3 separate regions of the Homo sapiens genome follow, and all the other regions are linked to region 1. The links are chromatin contacts, found by Hi-C or POLR2A ChIA-PET in ENCODE. All regions are on one chromosome and are shown on one strand. The core of a region is the stretch at or near the end of the contact, and the rest is flanking DNA. Distances in the headings are between cores, read along the strand shown.

What was found. A loop is a pair of places that touch in the nucleus more often than their neighbours do. ChIA-PET counts read pairs that join two places held with the same protein, here RNA polymerase II (POLR2A). Pooled maps may share reads with other maps.
Region 2: a map of heart left ventricle shows a loop between it and region 1 (2.4-fold over the local background). The contact joins the promoter of LINC02533 here to the enhancer-like site in region 1. A Hi-C loop is called at or near these places in 1 of 168 maps with a recorded cell type or tissue (heart left ventricle) and 1 of 50 pooled maps. POLR2A ChIA-PET finds 5 or more read pairs at or near these places in 3 of 52 experiments (H1, MCF 10A and activated T-cell).
Region 3: a map of heart right ventricle shows a loop between it and region 1 (2.1-fold over the local background). The contact joins two enhancer-like sites. A Hi-C loop is called at or near these places in 1 of 168 maps with a recorded cell type or tissue (heart right ventricle), 1 of 37 single-sample maps with no recorded cell type and 3 of 50 pooled maps. POLR2A ChIA-PET finds 5 or more read pairs at or near these places in 2 of 52 experiments (HEK293 and OCI-LY7).

What each region holds. Positions count from the first base shown.
Region 1 is chr6:4,930,237-4,933,105 of GRCh38, forward strand. All of the region lies in intron 2 of CDYL (chromodomain Y like), which reads left to right. Among named protein-coding and RNA genes, the nearest start is that of LYRM4-AS1, 72 kb to the right of the region's middle. RefSeq lists an enhancer at 1,901-2,619. Within about 2 kb of position 1,440, at least 4 of the 41 ENCODE cell types and tissues checked have a DNase peak (open chromatin) inside an H3K27ac peak, as active enhancers do.
Region 2 is chr6:4,487,298-4,490,166 of GRCh38, forward strand. LINC02533 (long intergenic non-protein coding RNA 2533) reads left to right here and starts at 1,501. Exons shown (of 5, transcript NR_149117.1): 1 at 1,501-1,733; 2 at 1,830-1,998; 3 at 2,379-2,512. All of the region lies in intron 2 of LOC105374894 (a long non-coding RNA gene), which reads right to left. RefSeq lists an enhancer at 1-1,104.
Region 3 is chr6:4,662,880-4,665,748 of GRCh38, forward strand. No RefSeq gene overlaps it. Among named protein-coding and RNA genes, the nearest start is that of KU-MEL-3, 54 kb to the left of the region's middle. RefSeq lists an enhancer at 1,196-1,490. Within about 2 kb of position 1,377, at least 5 of the 41 ENCODE cell types and tissues checked have a DNase peak (open chromatin) inside an H3K27ac peak, as active enhancers do.

The DNA of each region.
Region 1 (2,869 bases), core at 190-2,689:
GCCCAGCCTTGTGGAATTTCTCCCTGTGCATGCTCAGATTGGTTCAGCAAAGACTCAAAGGGATCCCCTAGGCTCTCTGGAACTTTTTATCTATGTAGCTTCCTCCTTTTCCATATCATGTCTCACAAATTACAGCCTCCTGGGCCTCCCCCAAGTCATCTGTTCTAAGACAGCATTTTTGCCAGCTATGTCTGGGTTTCCCATCCCTGCACCTGCACTGTGGCAGCTGCTTTCGGTGGAAAGGCGGGTGGACTGTTAGGCTCACCATGTTTGTCTCCTTTCACTCTGGGAACATTGCCCTGCACAGCCTGTGGTCCAGTGCCTGCAAACAGTTGTTATGTCTATTTTATTCAGTTTCCTAGCTATCAGTGGCAGGTGAAGAAGTACAGACGCTGTTCTCTTTAGGTGGGAAGAGGGTGTCACAAGTCATTGTTAGAGACTTGCAGTTTTTGAAGCAGTGATATTTAACAGATTTGCCATATGTATTTGAGGATATCCTTTTTGCTCTTGAACATATTAAAAGAAAATCAATTACTGCAAGAGATACTAAAATAGGTTTCTTTCCTAGTCGAATGTTATGTTAATAAATCCTAGGAAAGCCTTGGTACTCTGAATCCAAATCCGTAAGGAACTCTCAGTTCACAGAGGCAACTTGTACTCCCGTGTCAACGATGAGAGTCATCGTTCCAGGGGAGTCGCACTAATTTCCACAGTTTGGGGTGAGGGGGGCGGTTTTTTTCTGAATCTCAGTGTTTACCATTTGTTTAGTCATTAGCAGCTACTTCTGCTCTGAAGTGTGGAGCTTACCATCCCTGGCTTGGGTTGAGGTAATGAGCTGTGTGACACTTGGCCAGTCACTTAGCTACTTGTCTCTAAATTGAGGGATCTGGACTAAAGAGACTTGAAGACCCTTTCCATGAGTTTACTGAGTAAACATGTACTGAGTGTTGTATGCACTGGGGATGGGTGGATAAGACAGGCGAGGACCCTGCTCTTACACAGCTTGGTGGAGTACATCGATGATACTGTAAATAAAAATACAATGAGAAAGAAATAACTTTCATGGGTGCTTTGAAGGAAATAAACCAGGGTGATATGAAGTGCTGATGGCAGGGACCAGCATTAGGATGGGAGGCCCAAGAAGGCTTGTCTGAGATGCTGAAATTTGAGCTGCCGTCCAGATGAGCAGAAGAAACTGGCCATTTGAATTCCAGGTCATAGGCGTTCTAGGCAGAGGGAAGAACACATGCAAAGGTCCTGAGATGGGCACAACCCTGGGTGACATGAGAACCCCGGGTGATGTGAGAACACTGTGGCATGATTGTCTTGAGTAGGGGGCATATGTGATGATCAGGGTCCTAGTCAGTGCTGGCAGCCTGTGACTCCAAGACTCGATCCTGCTGTGAATACTTCTCTACCTAAATAGTGCAAAGTTCAGTGTCACATGCCCTACTCAGATGAGTAACAGGGAGTGCCAGGAATTACATTGGGGTGGGGTGTGGTCGCTGAAGCTCCAACAAGATCACAGAGTCTGAAATGAGCAGGGACCTCACTGGCACGAGGAGCCAACACAGTTTTAACTCAGGAGTCTGAAGGCCAAGTTCAGTAGTCTTGGTCAGCGTGAGCCAAAATGAATCCATTTTTAAATTAGCAGAACCACGGATAGTTCGTAGGGACTATCGCCTCAAAGAAAATGCTGAAGCTGTTTCTGAGACTCACGTATAAAGGCTGCATGGGCTCCATGGCCTAGAAATGTTGCTTCGGTGGAAGGAAGCCACCAGGAAAACTGCTGGGAGAGTTTAAGGAATGTGTGACCTTTACGTAGAGAAAGGAAAGACCCAGTGAAAGCAAGAGCATTCCAGAGGTGGGGAGAGTGGACCTGAAGCCAGCCAGCTTTGCCCTGGTGGGAGGCAGGTTTCTTAGCCATTTGGGCTGCCTTAACAAAATACCATCAACTGGGTGGCTTGTAAATACACAACAGAATTATTGTGTTAATTATCCTCATAATTCTGGAGAGAACCCTAAGATCAGGGTGCCAGCAGGTTCAGGGTCTGCTGAGGGCTCACTTCCTGGTTCACAAATAGCACCTTTCTGCAGCATCATCACAGGGCAGAAGAGCCAGGGGGTGTCGGCCCTCATTTATAAGGGCACTCATCCCATTCATGAGGGCCCCACCCCCATGACCTAATCACCCCCCAAAGGCCCCACCTCCTCAGACCATCACCTTGTGGGTGAGGATTTCCCCACGGGAATTTGGGTGAGACACAGGCATTTGGGCCATGGCACCAGGCCTTCCCTGTGTTGCCAGGATGCTGCTTTTTGTGCTTGGATATAGCAGCAATTGAAAAATCCAGCTCAGGTTGAGGAACTCTTAAAGACCCAGGAGCTCTCACTTGGCATTACCAGCTGCTGGCATGTGTAGTCTGAAGGAACCCCCTTCTTAGAATGCCCAGAGTCTCCACGTCTGTCTCCTGTCCCAACATGCCAGCACCGTGTCACGTAGCCTCTGCCTGCATCTGCACAGCATTGTTTCTGGTGTGGTCTCTTTTTAGGCAGGGAAATCATTGCTGTCGGCTGTCACCTAAGTGGCAATGTCATCTCACCTGCACTTTTAACAACTGCTGTGCCCACGTGTGTTTTTATTGATCGATTTTTAGTTGTCTTTCATTGTGTCCTGTGGTCTGGCTTCCACTCTTCACGCCATAGTGAAGCATTGCCCATGCTTACGAGTGGCCTCTCATTTCTCCCTGCGTCGCCTCTTCTGCATTCTCCTCCACCTCTGTAACACCTGCCCCTGCAGACACATCCTCACTGCTGTGGCCTGCTCTCCTTCCTTTGAGGAAACCAGTTATTATTGCCTTCCTGCTTC
Region 2 (2,869 bases), core at 251-2,750, 440 kb before region 1:
TCCAGGAAAAAATGGAGAGCATGAACATTGTGCAGCTCCAGGACCAGAATTTATGTCCTGTCTCCACATTTTACTCTTTGAATGGCTTTGGGCAAGAAGCCCACCTTCACCGTCCTCATCTGTGAAATGGAAATAATACCTACTCCATCCACCAGACAGGCCCAATAAGGACCATTGGTATTAACTGCTTTGTAATGTAGGATATAATAAATTCCTCTTCAAAGGTTTTAGCCTATAAATTGTTAAGTACAATGAGTTCTGAGATCCTCTCCAAGGAACCAATGTATCCGTATGTTCAGCTCCCCTGTCCTTTGTTCTTCATTTTAAAGTTTAACTTCCTTGTTCTCTTTATCTCTTTGCCCCTAGTTTCAGTAAACAACCCCTCCCCCCACCACAGCCCCTATCACCTGCTCTGTCTTGAGTCACCCCTGGTCACCTGCTCTGTCCTGAGTCACCTCTGGTCACCTGCTCTGACCTGAGTCATCCTGAGTCACCCTGAGTCACCTGTTGTGCCAAACTACTCACCCTGCCACTCCAACTCATACCCCTGCTCTCTTTAAAATAGCCAATCGGAATTAGCTTAGACTGTGAAGTCCAACCCTAGCCAATAGGGGAACAACACAGCAGTAGAGGCTACCTGCATCAGGAATAAAAACCCCCTCCCCTCCTTTGTTCAGGTGTGCTCTCACCATTGCCCCATCCATGAGTTACACCCTTCCACAGAAGTAAAATTTGCCTTGCTGAGGAAATTAAATTTATGTTTGAGTGCTATTTCTTTTGCAGCACTGAAAATTTATTTCTAACAGTAGCCTCTAATGCATTTCACAAATAGAAGGTAATATTACCACTATTGGATTAGAGTTTTCCCCTCATTTCCTCCATTTTCCTTGTTTCTTCCATTTTCTATAAGGATTTTTTAAAAACAGTCTTAAGCAAAGTCTTCATAAGATTTGGGAAGTCAGACCTCACATCACTGGGATACTGGTCAGAGGACAGCCCTTGGATGTCTTCTAGAGTCTCCATTCCCTCCTTCGCATGAGTCCTTTCTGTGATTAGGGTATGGCAGCAACAACCAAGATGGGGGCTCTGAAAGGAGGGCAAGGGTTCAGGGGAGGAGAGCATGGCCCCACATGGAATGCTGCCCTTGGTCACCCCAGCCCTCTCTCAATTTCCCTCACAACCCACCATCAGGAGCCTCAGAGTAGGCCAGCGTTTGAAACAAGTTTTCAGTGCCGCAAAAGAAACAGCACTCAAACAGAAATTTTTTTCTCAGCAAGGCAAATTTACTTCTGCAGAAGGGTGCAGCTGGCGCCAGACATGATCACAAGAGCACACTGAGTAGGGTGGGGCAGGAGTTTTTATCCCTAATGCAGCAGCTTCTGTAGCTGTGTCCTTTCCCCATTGGCTGGAGTTGGACTGCACAATCTAAGCTGAGACCTGACTGGCTACTGTTTAAAATTGAACAGGGCTAACTAGGCAGGAAGGGAGAGGCTGTCCCTTACAATTTTAGGGTGCAGTAAAGGCAGAAAGGATAGTTGCAGAGTAGGGAATAGATGTGAGTTATAGATTAGGACTGATGGGAAGATTGTTTACCATAATTAGAGGCAAGGGGGCATAAAGAACGAGGAAGTTACTCTTTGAAAATAGAGAACAAAGAACAAGGAAGCTGAACAAGCTGACTCTTCTTTGAAGAGGAACCCACCGTACCCAACACCAGAAAGACTATAACCTTGGTGAGCAATTTTAAAAACTGGAGTAGTTTGCTAGGGTTACTTTAACAAAGTACCATAGACTGGGGGCTTAAATGACAGAAATTTATTTCCTCACAGCTTTGAAGGCTGGGAGTCCAAGATCCAGGTGTCAGCAGTGTTGGTATCTCCTGTGGCCACTCTCCTGGGCTTGCAGACGGCGTCTTCTCCCTGTGTCCCCACATGACCACCCTTCTCCACCTTAGCATCCCCGGTGTCTCTGTGTGTCCGGATGTCCTTTTCTCATGAGGTGAGGACACAGTCAGATTGGATTAGGGCCCACCCTAATGGACCTGTTTAAAGGCCCTGTCTCCAAGTACAGCCACATTCTGAGATACTGGGAGTTAGGGCTTCAAGATACAAATTTTAGAGAGGCCCACTCCAGCCCATCACAAAGACATAAGGGTGGGGGCCCCATAATGAAGACAGAGTTGGGTGGGGAGTAATGACACATGAATATGCCCCTTTTGTCATCCTTTTAAAAAGTTGTAGAAGGAATAAGTTAGGTCACATATGTAAAAGTTCAATAAAAGGCCATCGAATAAGAATTGGAACTCTAGAAAATCTCCCAGGTTGTCTTTGTTGACAAACTGGTTTCTCTTTCTCTTCTTTCTACTATTATAACCCCAGGGAAGTGAACTTGACATGGTTTAGCAACCAAATAAAGCCATACGTCACTGCTGCTCTTTGAAGATAATGAAATCTGGCATCGAGATCTTTATCTTTGCAGGAACCAAAGGCCAGAGACTTCTCAGCAAACACAAGTGGGTGTCTAGTATCTGGGGCAAAGGACCGTGAGGCTGGAGAGAGAAACAGAAGGGAAGAAGGGTCCCTTACTGGCTGTCACAGGAAGCTGTGGGATGCAGACACATCCAGGGAAAGGCAGAGGCTGCCTCCAAGGCTACATGACCTGCAGGCAGCCCCGGACCCCCTGGGGAGGACTCAGGTCTCCACTGAAGGGACAGCCGAACAGAGGGAAATGGAAGTAGAGCCGTGGGGACTCCTGGGAGGGGGAAGAAGGCATAGGAGGGGAGAGTGACCAGGGAGACAAGCCCCTCAAGGTCAGAGAGGGAAGCCAGTGGGTCCCCGAGGGTGGGGTCGTGCAGTGAAATGTACTGTAG
Region 3 (2,869 bases), core at 127-2,626, 270 kb before region 1:
AATGAATGCCAATAAAATCTCAGCCATGAATGGAACAGATGCCTGCAAACATTTTTATTATTAAAATAATGCCTTCCTTGTATGAACATCTCATAATTGAGGGTCAAATATAAGCAAAAAGCAGACTCAAAGCCAGCCATCCCTGGTTGACTTGTTGACAAAATAATTCACAGACAGTTCCCAGGCCCTCGGCCACAGAGCTGTAAACAAGCTTCCAGTTGCTGAACGAACCATAATAGACCCGAGATAAAACCATTCGTCTTCAAGTCATCTCAGGACCCAGGAGTGCCAATTCAAATGGTCACGCACAAGCACAAAACACCGAGCATGAAACATCACGTTTCTGCTGTATTTGATTTCTGTACATTTTCAATGAAATGTCTGGGCATTTCAGTATGGCTAAGTCAGTCTAGGGGTATTAGGAATCAGCCGGGTAAACCAGTGCCCTGGGAAATGTCCCAAGCCAGCTTAGGCATGATCTGAAAAGTCCCTGCAAGTTTCTCTTGCTTTGTATGTTACTCAGTGATAACAGTAATTCAATTCCATTCCAGAACAACAATATACATTGGGTTTCCATTGCATCTTCAGGATCCTGTTCCGGGATATTCCTGAAGACTGCCGGTATCCAGTATTTTACCCACTTGATCCTGGTGCATGTACAGGAAGACATCTCAGACCACACGCTCTGATTTGAGACGGTAGGCCCTATAGTTAGCATAATTATAGAGTGAGCAAGATAACTATAACTTAACCATGCCCTGAATGAGTATGCAGTCAGTGCCTACAGAAGGCCACGGGAACATGTGTAACTACGATACCAGCAGGAGGCAAGGAGTGACAGGGTCTGGAGCTAACAAATTACTAAAGGAAGGAAATCATTGCAACTCAGAGGAAGGCTCTGTAAAACCAGTGGCATGCCTCTGGTTAGCTTAGAGCATGAGTGAAATTTCAACAAGTCAGTAGGTATTGGGAGGAGGAATACTCTTAGGCCAGGTGCAGTGGCTCATGCCTATAGCCCCAACTATTTGGGAGGCTAAGGTGGGAGGATTGCTTGAGCCCAGGAGTTAGAGGCTACAGTGAGCTGAGATTGCACCACTGCATTCCTGCCTGGGCGACAGAGTGACACCCTGTCTCAAAAAAAGGGATATTCTTGATGGAGGGGGAAAGTGAATGTACGTGGTATGTTTAAAGAGCAGTTAAGTTATGCTCTCTTGTGCCTTGGAGTTGGGTCAAACTCCAAGAAGATGGAACTGCAAAAGCAGACTGGGTTCAAGTTTGCAAGGCCTAGAAGGTCATGACTACCAGAGCCTGGCTACGTTTCTCCTTTCCTCGCGTGACTCAGCTGGACTGCATTCCCCCAGCTTCTCCCACAGTTAAGTCTGACCATGTGACTCAATGCTGGCCAACAGAAGGTAGTAGAAGTGATGTAATGTACACCACTTCCAGGACTGGCCTGAATCCCACCTCCTCAGGCCGTGACTGGGCCTCCATCCAGGGGTTTCTGCCTGGACACACTCTCTCTCTGCTAGTTTGGATGGCAACACCCATGGCAAGCTTGGAGCACACCATGGAGACAACAGAACCTCCACCAACGTCATCCTTGGTTGATTGTGTGCCGGGGAGCACACCACCGCCTCCCACCCAGCCCCACTTCCCAAGGGACTTTTCCTGAGTGAGGAAGTTACAGGATGCTAGGCTGCTGAGATGTCAGGATTCACTTGCATGAACTCTGAAGTCAGCATTTCTCCAACTAAAATACCAGGGTTGGGGTCGCATGTTCTTCCTTAGGCCGTGCTTTGGGAAGGGAAGCCTGGGGGCAGCGTGGAAGCTGGTGTGGACGCAGGAAGAAAGCCACAGCAGGACCCTGTTGAAAGACTACTGAAGGGCAGATAAGAGATGAGAAGTGAGGAAAGACAGTGACTGGGAGAGGAAGGAAAGGAGGAGATATTTTTCATCATCCACTCCCTCTTTCTATTCAACTTTTATATCACTGTTAATTGAAACAGATTTCTCATAGCTCACCAGTGACCTCCTCATCCAGAACCAAGGATCATCTTTCTTATTAGCGGTGCCATCCTGTAGCATTTGACCACTGCCTCCTTTTTTGGAGGCTGTCTTCCCTTTCGCCACCCCCAGTCCTTCTTGTCTCTGAACCTCCGTTCTCTCTCCCTCTTTCTCTTCCACACCACCCCCCGACCCCGCCACACCACACACACTCCTCTCTTCCACCTCAAATGTAAGCTGTCCCAAGGTTCTGGCTTTGCACCTGCTCTTCTCTTTTCTCTATGTGTGGAATCCCCAGGGGGCTTCATTTGCCATCTGCCTTCTCCCTTTCTACTCGCCTTCCCCCTTTCTACTCACCATCTCCAGAACTGCCTCACCAGCCCCAACTTCTCTTCTGAGCTCTAGATCAAAATGTTTGATTTGCCATCTGAACAGCCACACACAGATGGTCTGCAGGCACCTCGAAAGCAGCCTGGCCAAAACAAAATTCATTCCCTTGTCACCCCCTCTCATTACTCCCCACCCACTGAGCAATGCTGCTGTTTCTCCATTTCTAGTTGTCTGAGACGGGAGGTTCAGCCACAAGCTGGTCATGAAGGGCTCTGTGGAACACCTTGCTAACATCAAGGTGTGATATTTCCCTGGAGGGTCTAAGACCTCCACCCTGGATCCCCCACACCTTTCCACAATTGCTCCAACACTCATTCCACTTTTACAGCATGTCACCCCCTTGTCACAATTCCTCCAAAAGTAGAACTTGTCTCCAAATTACATGGAAAGGTGTCCACACTCCACTGGGATGACTCAGCACGGCTCAAATAAGCTTGTTCAAATGTTGGTGGTCTTTTCTTACTGTTTTCTCGTT